2 separate regions of the Homo sapiens genome follow, and region 1 is linked to region 2. The links are chromatin loops, found by intact Hi-C in ENCODE. Cell type or tissue: mammary epithelial cell. All regions are shown on one strand. Each heading gives the region's core, and the rest is flanking DNA. Links, peaks and the distances in the headings are about the cores only. Region 1 overlaps ZNF384 (zinc finger protein 384). Region 2 holds the start of PTMS (parathymosin).

Region 1 (4,510 bases), core at 256-4,255, 82 kb after region 2:
TGGCGGGAAAGCGTCACATCCTACTGGGATGGCCCTTCTTGAATGTCTTTAGACCCTGAGAGAAAGAGATTTTGTTTCCTTTTGGAGAAACAAAAAAAACTTTCTCTGTGTTTCTTCATTTCAAGTCTTGAGCTAAGGTAACCTTTCTGCAGTTGTGTGTTTTGGAATGGTTTCTCAATAGCGTCTTAAGTTCTTTCTGTAGTTGAATTCAAGTTGATTGTTTTTTTCCATCTTTTTCTTGTTGATGCTACTTGTAGATGATTTCTAAACCGGAGGCTATAGATTTGTTACTTTTGGGTAGTTCCTTTGTAATTATGTAGTCCTTATGTAATTTTCACTAATTGTCGCTAATAGTCCTCATCTTGTGGAAGTGTTTCTGTAACTCTTCTTTTCAGGAGCACTTGGGGCATTTCATTCTTTCTCTTTTTTGTGCTGCCTTTATCTCATCACCATATGCCTTACAAACTTATTTATACAGGCCTCATCCTCTTCCATCCTCCATCCTGATAGAAACCTAGTAAAATGGTTAATTCATCCACTTAAATAGTTAAGAGTCATCCACTGATATAGGACCTAGAATTAGAATTCACAAGTCTTGGCCGGGCACGGTGGCTTACGCCTGTAATCTCAGCACTTTGGGAGGCTGAGGAGAGCGGATCACCTGAGGTCAGAAGTTCAAGACCAGCCTGGCCAACATAGCAAAATCCCGTCTCTACTAGAAATACAAAAATTATCCAGATGTGTTGGCAAGCGCCTGTAATCCCAGCTACTTGGGAGGCTGAGGCAGGAGAATTGCTTGAACCCAGGAGGTGGAGGTTGCAGTGAGCTGAGATCACGCCATTACACTTCAGCCTGGGCAACAAAATGAGACTCTGTCTCATAAAAAAAGAATTCAGAAGTCTTGATTCCCAAGGCCATTCTCTAGCTACTGAACTTGATGAGTGTATTTCATGGTTTTCTAAGGGTTGGTTGTGTTAAGGGAATGCTGTTTTCTTGGGGAAAGAAAATCATGCTTTATTTGAAAAAACAACAGTAAAAAAACAATTAGTGGGTTCTGGGAAAGAGATGGTGGTCTTCACCATATCTGCCAAAAACACCTGCTGGAGGCCATGTCATCTTTATCCCTGGATGGTTGGTAGCATTACGGAAGGATGTGGTCAGATAGACAAAGCTCTGGGCCAAGAGTTCAAGTCCTACCGTGTTTCACGACTATTATTAATACTTGATAGTGTCTCTCTTCTTTATCTCCTGAGGGCTTCTGAGATTTGAGATTGGAGAAGGAATATGTAGTTCCTTGTGTCTCTTAAGAGAAAATTACTCTCCAACTTAATTAGAGTAAACCTGCCTTCTTTTTTTTTTTTTTTTTTTTTTTTTGAGACTGAGTCTCGCTCTGTCGCCCAGGCTGGAGTGCAGTGGTCTGATCTCCTTTCACTGCAACCTCCACTCCACCTCCCAGGTTCAGGCAATTCCCTGTCTCAGCCTCCTGAGTAGTTGGGATTACAGGCGCATGCCACCATGCCCAGCTAATTTTTTGTATTTTAGTAGAGATGGGATTTCACCATGTTGCCCAGGCTGGTCTTGAACTCCTAAGCTCAGGCAGTCCACCTGCCTCGGCCTCCCAAAGTGCTAGGATTACAGGTGTGAGCCACCTCGCCCAGCAGTAAACCTCCCTTCCTATTAACAGAACAGTTGAGGCTTGGTGCAATAGTAAAGTTGATATGAGAACCCAGATTTTCAGCCTGCCAGCATTTTTCTTTCCACCAAATTATATCTTTCCTTCTCTTCTGTTTTTTCTTTCCTTTCTATTTCTTTTTCTTTTTTTCTTTTTGAGACAGGGTCTCACTCTTTTGGCCAGACTGGAGTGCAGTGGCGTGATAATGGCTGACTGCAGCCTCGACTTCCTGGGCTCAAGCAATCCTCCTGCCTCAGCCTCCCAAGTAACTGGGACTACAGGTGTGAGCCACCATGCCCGGCTACTTTTTTAATTTTTTGTAGATACAGGGTCTCCCTATTTTGCCCAGACTGTTCTTGAATTCCTGGGCTCAAGTGATTCTCTTACTTTGGCCTCCCAAAGTACTTTCTTTAAATATATAGGCATAATCATTAAAATTGGCACTCTCTGTGTAGACATGAGTTTTCTGTGTAACATCAGTGGGCTTCTTTGGGTGATAAGAATGTTGATATGTGCCTGATTGAATGTTGGGATGATTTGGAGAAATTTCCTCCACGAAAGATAGAGTAAGCGGTAAAACAGACAGTAAGCAGATATTTGAGTGATCTGGCCCCAGAACGCCCTGTTACACAACTCTAGGGGGCGCCATTTACATTGTATTCTAGCAATAGTTTTGATTCTTAGCTCTCCATTGATCTCATTTCAGGAGTACAAAGATGAAGTCAGCCTCATCAGTAGCACAGTGGCATAGCATTTCTCAGGTGTCATTTTGCTGGTAAAGGTTGCTTATAGTTGGATGAGCAGTTCTCTCTGTGGTCTCCCTTTTGGGCTGACCTATTTATCGGAAGCTGGTAACGCATATGTAGTGTCTTGTCCTTGGACCAGACACACCAGTTTATTGGATGCAATAAACTAGGCATCCAAGTAAGTGGAGGGGCTTTTTATTTATTTTCCTTTGTAAAGTCCGGCCTCTTTATTCAGGCTCTGTCATCCTAAAGTAAGTTATCTTGGTAGCTAAGTGAGGTTTCACAGAATAAGGAATATGACCTTGAACTGCATGTCATTTTGCTGTTATCAAAAACTTCAATTTTGAAAACATTTTTTGAGAACTAGCTGGAAAATAGTTCATTCCTGGAAATATTCTAAATTTTATTTCCTGGATCAAGCCATAACATCAGAAAGTGTGTACTACAGTTATATGGTTTTGGTTCCTTGTAGAACCCCTTTCCTTAACTTGCCCTTTGGTGCCTGGATTCACATTCCTGCTTTGCTATTTACTGTTGGACTCTGTGCCTCCAGTTTCCTCATTTCAAATGGGAATTACAGTACCTACCTCATTGTTGCAGGGACTAAATGATGTAGTAGTTGTAAAGTGCTTAGAACACTACCTTGAACACAATAAGTGCTTAATAAGTTTTAATGATAATGATAGTGGTGATATTGTCCACCAGTTTTTTTTTTTGAGACGGATTCTCACTCTGTTGCCCAGGCTCGAGTGCAGTGGTGCGATCTTGGCACACTGCAACCTCCACCTCCCAGGTTCAGGTGATTCTCCTTTCTCAGCCTCCTGAATAGCTGGGACTACAGGCGTGCGCCACCATGCCTGGCTAATATTTGTACTTTCAGTAGAGACAAGGTTTCACCATCTTGGCCAGACTGGTCTTGAACTTCTGACCTTGTGATCCACCTGCCTTGGCCTCCCAAAGTGCTGGGATTGCAGGCATGAGCCACCGTGCTCAGCCTCCTCCTTCCTACGTTTTCACATCCATAGTGCATTTACTTTACTTCCTTGATTCTTTTTTTTTTTTTTTTTTTTTGAGACAGGGTCTTGCTCTGTCACCCAGGCTGGACTGTGGTGGTGCAATCTCGACTTACTGCACTCAGGTGATTCTCCTGCCTCAGCCTCCCAAGTAGCTGGGACTACAGGTGTGTGCCACCACACCTTGCTAATTTTTGTATTTTTATTAGAGATGGGGTTTTGCCGTGTTGGCCAGGGTGATCTTGAACTCCTGAGCTCAAGTGACCCACCTACCTCGCCCTCCCAAAGTGTTAGGATTACAGGCATGAGCCACCACACCCAGCCAACTTCCTTGATTCTTTTGGGAAAATTATACATTGGCCCTTTCTTTCGTTTATTCTCCCTCCTAATTATTATTTTTAATCTTTTTTATTTTATTTTATTTTTTTTTTGAGACAGTCTTGCTCTGTTGCCCAGGCTGCAGTGCAGTGGTTAGATCTCGGCTCGCTGCAACCTCCACCTCCTGGGTTCAAGCAATTCTCCTGCCGCAGCCTCCTGAGTAGCTGGGATTACAGGCGTGTGCCACCATGCCTGGCTAATTTTTGTATTTTTAGTAGAGATGGGGTTTCACCATGTTGACCAGGCTGGTCTCAAAGTCCTGACCTCAAGTGATCCACCTGCCTCAGCCTCCCAAAGTGCAGGAATTACAGGCATGAGCCACCACACCCATTCTCTCCATCTTAATTCTCTACTTAATTCCCACCATTTATCACCACTCTTATCTCTTGTCTGTCATTTCTTTCCACTAGAAGGTTAGACAGGGATTATGCATTGAGACTTGAACCCCTAGCATTGTCTGCAAAATCTATATGTAGGTAGTCTACCGTTGTTCAATTCATTAAATATGTAATTGTGTCTTAGGTGATAAAGTCGTATGTTGGGGATATTTGTAAGATACAGATGTAAAAGATGTGATTGCTCCTTCCCAAAAAGTTTGGCAAGATTGAATTCTCTTAAACTGTGATCTGATTGTATCTTGATTCTGTTGCCTGAAAACGTGAGACTCCCATCTTTGCTTTGTTTTGTTTTTTGTTTGTTTT
Region 2 (4,232 bases), core at 233-4,232:
GTTTCTCTCCATCTGTGTCTCCCTAATCCTCAGGCCCCTACTTGGCCAAACACTACACCTTAGCACATTCCCAGCACCCCTCCCACTTTCTGCCCTCCCCGCCCCAAAACAGTTCAAGTAGTTTCCTCTATCCCTGCCTCCCATGGTGTATGCATGGGTGTAGTGGAAGTAGCCATTTACGGTGGAAATGTAGGTGAAGTAGAAGAGAAAACAAGGAGGGGAAGAGTAGCAGGCGTGGGAAACAAGGAGAGAGCAACAAACAAGGTCTGTGACTGGGGTGGGATAGGAATGGAGAAGAGGGAGGGACCAGTCTAGGAGACCCTCCCACCAGCCAGCCCCTCTCCTTCACCCCAAGATCCTAGCAGGCATAGGTTGACGTCCTGTGCTGATATGGCACATCTGAGTCCCTTCTGGACACTACACTAGCCTCCCAATTCAGATTCCAGTGCTCTCCCCACCCACTCCTTGGCAGGCACAGTGTAACACGGTAGGTGTCCTTGTGTGATCTGATCTGGTGTTGGTGTGCCACGCTGTGTATCTGATTCCATGTGAATGGAAGTCTCCTGTGTGAGATCACCCTGGGCGGGGGGGTCCTTTCTGGAACAGGATAGGGGATAGGAGAGGAGCCTGGTGCAGAACGGCTGCCCTGGGGGGCACTCAATTCCCTTCTCCCTTTAAGGGTAGCTCAGAACTCTTCACTCTCACTCCAGAGAGGGTGCCCTTCCACCCCACCGTGAGGTCTTCATTTCTGTGCCACAAGGTCAGTATGGCATTTCCACTACCTAGGGGGCTCTTCCCTACGTCCTGGGCCAGGAGAGCAAAGAGCTGGTCAGCTTCTCTCTGGGGGCCCCAGCACCAAAAGTCTGTATGGCCCTGGCCTGACTTTCCCATCTGGGCTGATGCAGGGAGGGAGAATACCAGAGACCAAAGTTCAAGGGGCCGGGCCCTCTCCTCCCCTGTTCTGTCCTTCTGGTCACTGTCCTTCCATGATCCCTTTTCCAGGAGAATATGTGACCTGGGCCCTAGGTCTTCTGCTAAGCAGCCCTCTGGCCTCATTTACTCAACACAGGCACACACACCGACACCGGCCGACAGCCATGCACAGACACAGTTAGAGAGGAGCACCCACGCGATGGGAGACACATGGCCCAGCGTTGGGCCATTCTGGTCCACACTCTTGAGACAGCACGGGAGCACAGCGGAGCCACTCAGCACTCACAAAGCGACAACATGGCTCCAGAACATCTACGTCTCCACATGCACACATGTAACTGACACGGGCAGTCCCACACACTCGCTGGATTTCAGACATACAAAGACACCTACTCAGTGAAGTCACATGCCACCGCACAGCCCGCCGGAGGGCCACACGGGCGCACCTTGGCAGATCGCACACAGCCCCTCTCCCACCGCCGTTAATCCCATTGGCTCCCCCCGTTTCACTCCGCGGGCCTCCGGGAGACCTGTGTGACGGCCCCTCAGCAACCACCGCGCCCCCCCCCCCCGCCATACACATACACACACAAGATAGGGCTCCCAGCCCCCAAACCCCGGCCGCGTTAATTTCCCAAAGCGACACTCCGCAGGTTCCCTGGGGAAATTAGAGGAAGGCTGGAAGAGAGGCAAGGGCGAACGGATGGGGCCGGGGAAGGGAGCTGATGAGGGCGAGGACAGCTCGACGCAATGCCATGCAATGCCCAGCCTCGGCTTTTTCGAAGGCTAGTCCTGCCCCGCTTCTAATTTTTAGGAATTCGAGATTCTTTCAGTGTGTATGCGGGAAGGGGACGATGAAGAGAAAAGAAAGCTGAAAGCCAGCTGAGGGGAGGGAACGAGAAAACAGAGGCGGCCGCCGTCCGGGGAGAGAAGCGAGCGACGGTCGGGCCGCGGGGAGGGGCCCGGAGGAGCAGCCTCCAGGGAGAGTCCTGTTTACACTTGAGGATCTCAAACCGCTTAGCGAGGAAAGGTGAGGTCAGGTTGCAAGCAAAGACGCGGCAGCGGGGCGCAGGGAGGGGGCGCGGCAAAGTGAGACTCGGGGCGTTCGGACGGGAAGCCGGACGGGATCCGGTCAGCGAGGTGGGGCCGAAGAGGGGTGGGGACGGCTGCGGGGGACGGCGCGACCGGAGCGGCGAGGCCGGGCGCCGTGGTGCGCGCAGGGCAGCTAGAGGGCGCTGGCGCTAGCCGCGCGGAGCCGGGAAAGGAGCTCCGGGCCGGGGAGCGGTGGGAGGGCGCAGTGGGGTCCGCCAGGACCCGGGCGCAAGGGCCGCGCGGGGCCGTCGGGGGCGGCCTGGGGCGAAGGACCGCGCCGGGCCCCAGGGCTGCGCGAGGTCCGGGCCGCCGCCGCCCCCGCCCGTACCTTGGCGCTCAACTCGGCCGCTGCCTCCACGCTTTTCTCCGACATGGTGCCGGGGCCGGGGCCGGGGCTGGCGGGGAGCCGGGGTCCCGGGGCCGAGACGGAGGGGCCCTGGACGGCGGAGGGTGGCCGCGGCCGGAACCTGGCGCGGTGGCGGCGGCGGCGGCGACAGCGGCAGCGGCGGCCGCTCGGCAAGCTGGGTCTCTGGAAGAGGCGGCAGAGGCGCGCGGGGTGGGGCGGGGGTGGGTCTGGAGCGGAGACCCGCAGGGCTGCGGCCGTCCGGAGGGCGGGCGGAAGGGCGGTGCAGGCGGTGGCCGGCGCGCTCGGCCGCGGTAGCTCGATCCCGGGCTCGCCGCCCCCGCACCAGCAGAGCTGCCGCCGACCAGCCGCTGCCGCCCCCGGGAAGGGAACCCGCTTATAAGGCGGCGCTGCCCGACGGGAGGGGCTTCCCAGGGGTGGGGCAGGCGGGAGCGGGGAGGAGAGGAGAGGGGAGGGGGATGAAAGAGGAGGTTGGAGAGGTGGGGATAGGAGGATGAAAGCGAGGGGAGGGAGAGCTAGGGAGTCGGGAGGGAGGACGAGACCAGGAGGGGGAAATGGAGAGACTGACGGCCGCGGAGAAAGAGTGGGGCGAGGAGGTGGGAAGGGGTGGGGTTCCTGCGGGGAGGCACCTTTCCAAATCCCAACCTACTGCCTGCGAATGTGGAGTCTGGCTTTTGGGGGCGGACTGGAGAGGTGGCCAGAATCCTACTGACCCCAAAAAAAGCCCTGGGATTTTGCCAAGGGGTGGGGTGAGGGGAGCAGATGGGAAGATAGGGCAGGTATTTGAGAAACCAAAAGCTTAAAGAAGAGGAAGAGGGTTCGGGCGCTCCTTCCACACCACGCCGGATTTCCCCCTCTCATCCTCCATCCACATTCTCTGGATGGCCTTGAGGAGGGATGGGAGGGCAGAAAGGGCGGCCCAGCCTTCTGTCCCGCCAGATTGACACTTGTGACCCTTGCCGGGTGCCTCCCTTCCTGGCCCCGTGCTGTGAGCCGGGGGGAGTCAGGCCCCCTGGTCTCCTTTGCTGTCTTCCAGCTCTCTTCCATCTTCTACCTCTCTTATTCGCCCGTCTCACCTCACTTTTATTCGCCTGGTCCTTCTATTTCTCTTCATCCGTCCTCAGTCATCTGTACCTAGACCCCTCCTTCACAACCAATTATAACTCGAATCGCTCCCATTCTTCTCTCACCTCTTCTCCACTCCTCACTGACTCTCTTCTGCCCTTCCACCTCTGGTCTCTTTCCCTATCTTTCCCAGACAACCCTGCTCTTGTCTTATCTGAGTCAGGCACCTGGCCCTCTATTCTTGGCTGGCTTTCCTCAACTCCTCTTTCTGTCCTCATTTTTTACATTTTCCATCCTTCAGCTTTTCTCATTCCTCTGCTGCCATCTTCCCTAGCCTTTCTGGGTTATATTTGCCTCCTTTGCAAATATAATACAGGTCCAGGTCTGGAGTTCCAGCCCCACCCTATTCCACACATCCTCAGCTCCTCGCCCTCAATCTCGGTATCTTTGAGTCATTTTGAAAAGCTTGGGATTTCAGAAGGGAACAGGGGCTGGGTTGTGTATTAAAGGTCAGGAAGGTGGACAGAGTGGAAGGCTGGGGTTTGGAAAAAGACCTTTGGTGTGCGTGCACTCCCATATTTGTCTGTCATTATCATTATTCCTCATCTTATTATTTTCATTTTATTAATAAAAAACTACGTTGATGATCATTATCATTATTTTGTGTTTGAGTGCTTAAATACACCATCTTTTGGTCCCTTGATGTACACGCCTCCCAGTTTCTCTTTCTGACTTTTCTATCAATATTTCAGTCTCAGTCTCCTCAAAAATCTTGGGG

What was found. Peaks named below come from ENCODE experiments on the same cell type or tissue, not always from the same donor. Only the 100,000 strongest peaks of a DNase experiment are listed, where the experiment ranks them.
Region 1: it touches region 2 in a loop (2.0-fold over the local background); 25 of 110 quality-filtered maps call a loop at or near these places.

The regions. Positions count from the first base shown.
Region 1 is chr12:6,682,641-6,687,150 of GRCh38, reverse strand. The region is part of intron 2 of ZNF384 (zinc finger protein 384); the gene reads left to right. Among named protein-coding and RNA genes, the nearest start is that of ZNF384, 4.5 kb to the left of the region's middle. In mammary epithelial cell, for the core only: a CTCF peak has its summit at 2,321 (motif pointing right); no DNase peak of the experiment used is centred there.
Region 2 is chr12:6,764,872-6,769,103 of GRCh38, reverse strand. It overlaps PTMS (parathymosin), which reads right to left and starts at 2,741. Exons shown (of 5, transcript NM_002824.6): 1 at 2,354-2,741. The coding sequence starts at 2,398. RefSeq lists silencers at 1,937-2,436, 2,547-2,876. In mammary epithelial cell, for the core only: a CTCF peak has its summit at 2,163; DNase peaks (open chromatin) are centred at 2,063 and 2,843; H3K4me3 peaks cover 3,139 bases; H3K27ac peaks cover 1,257 bases.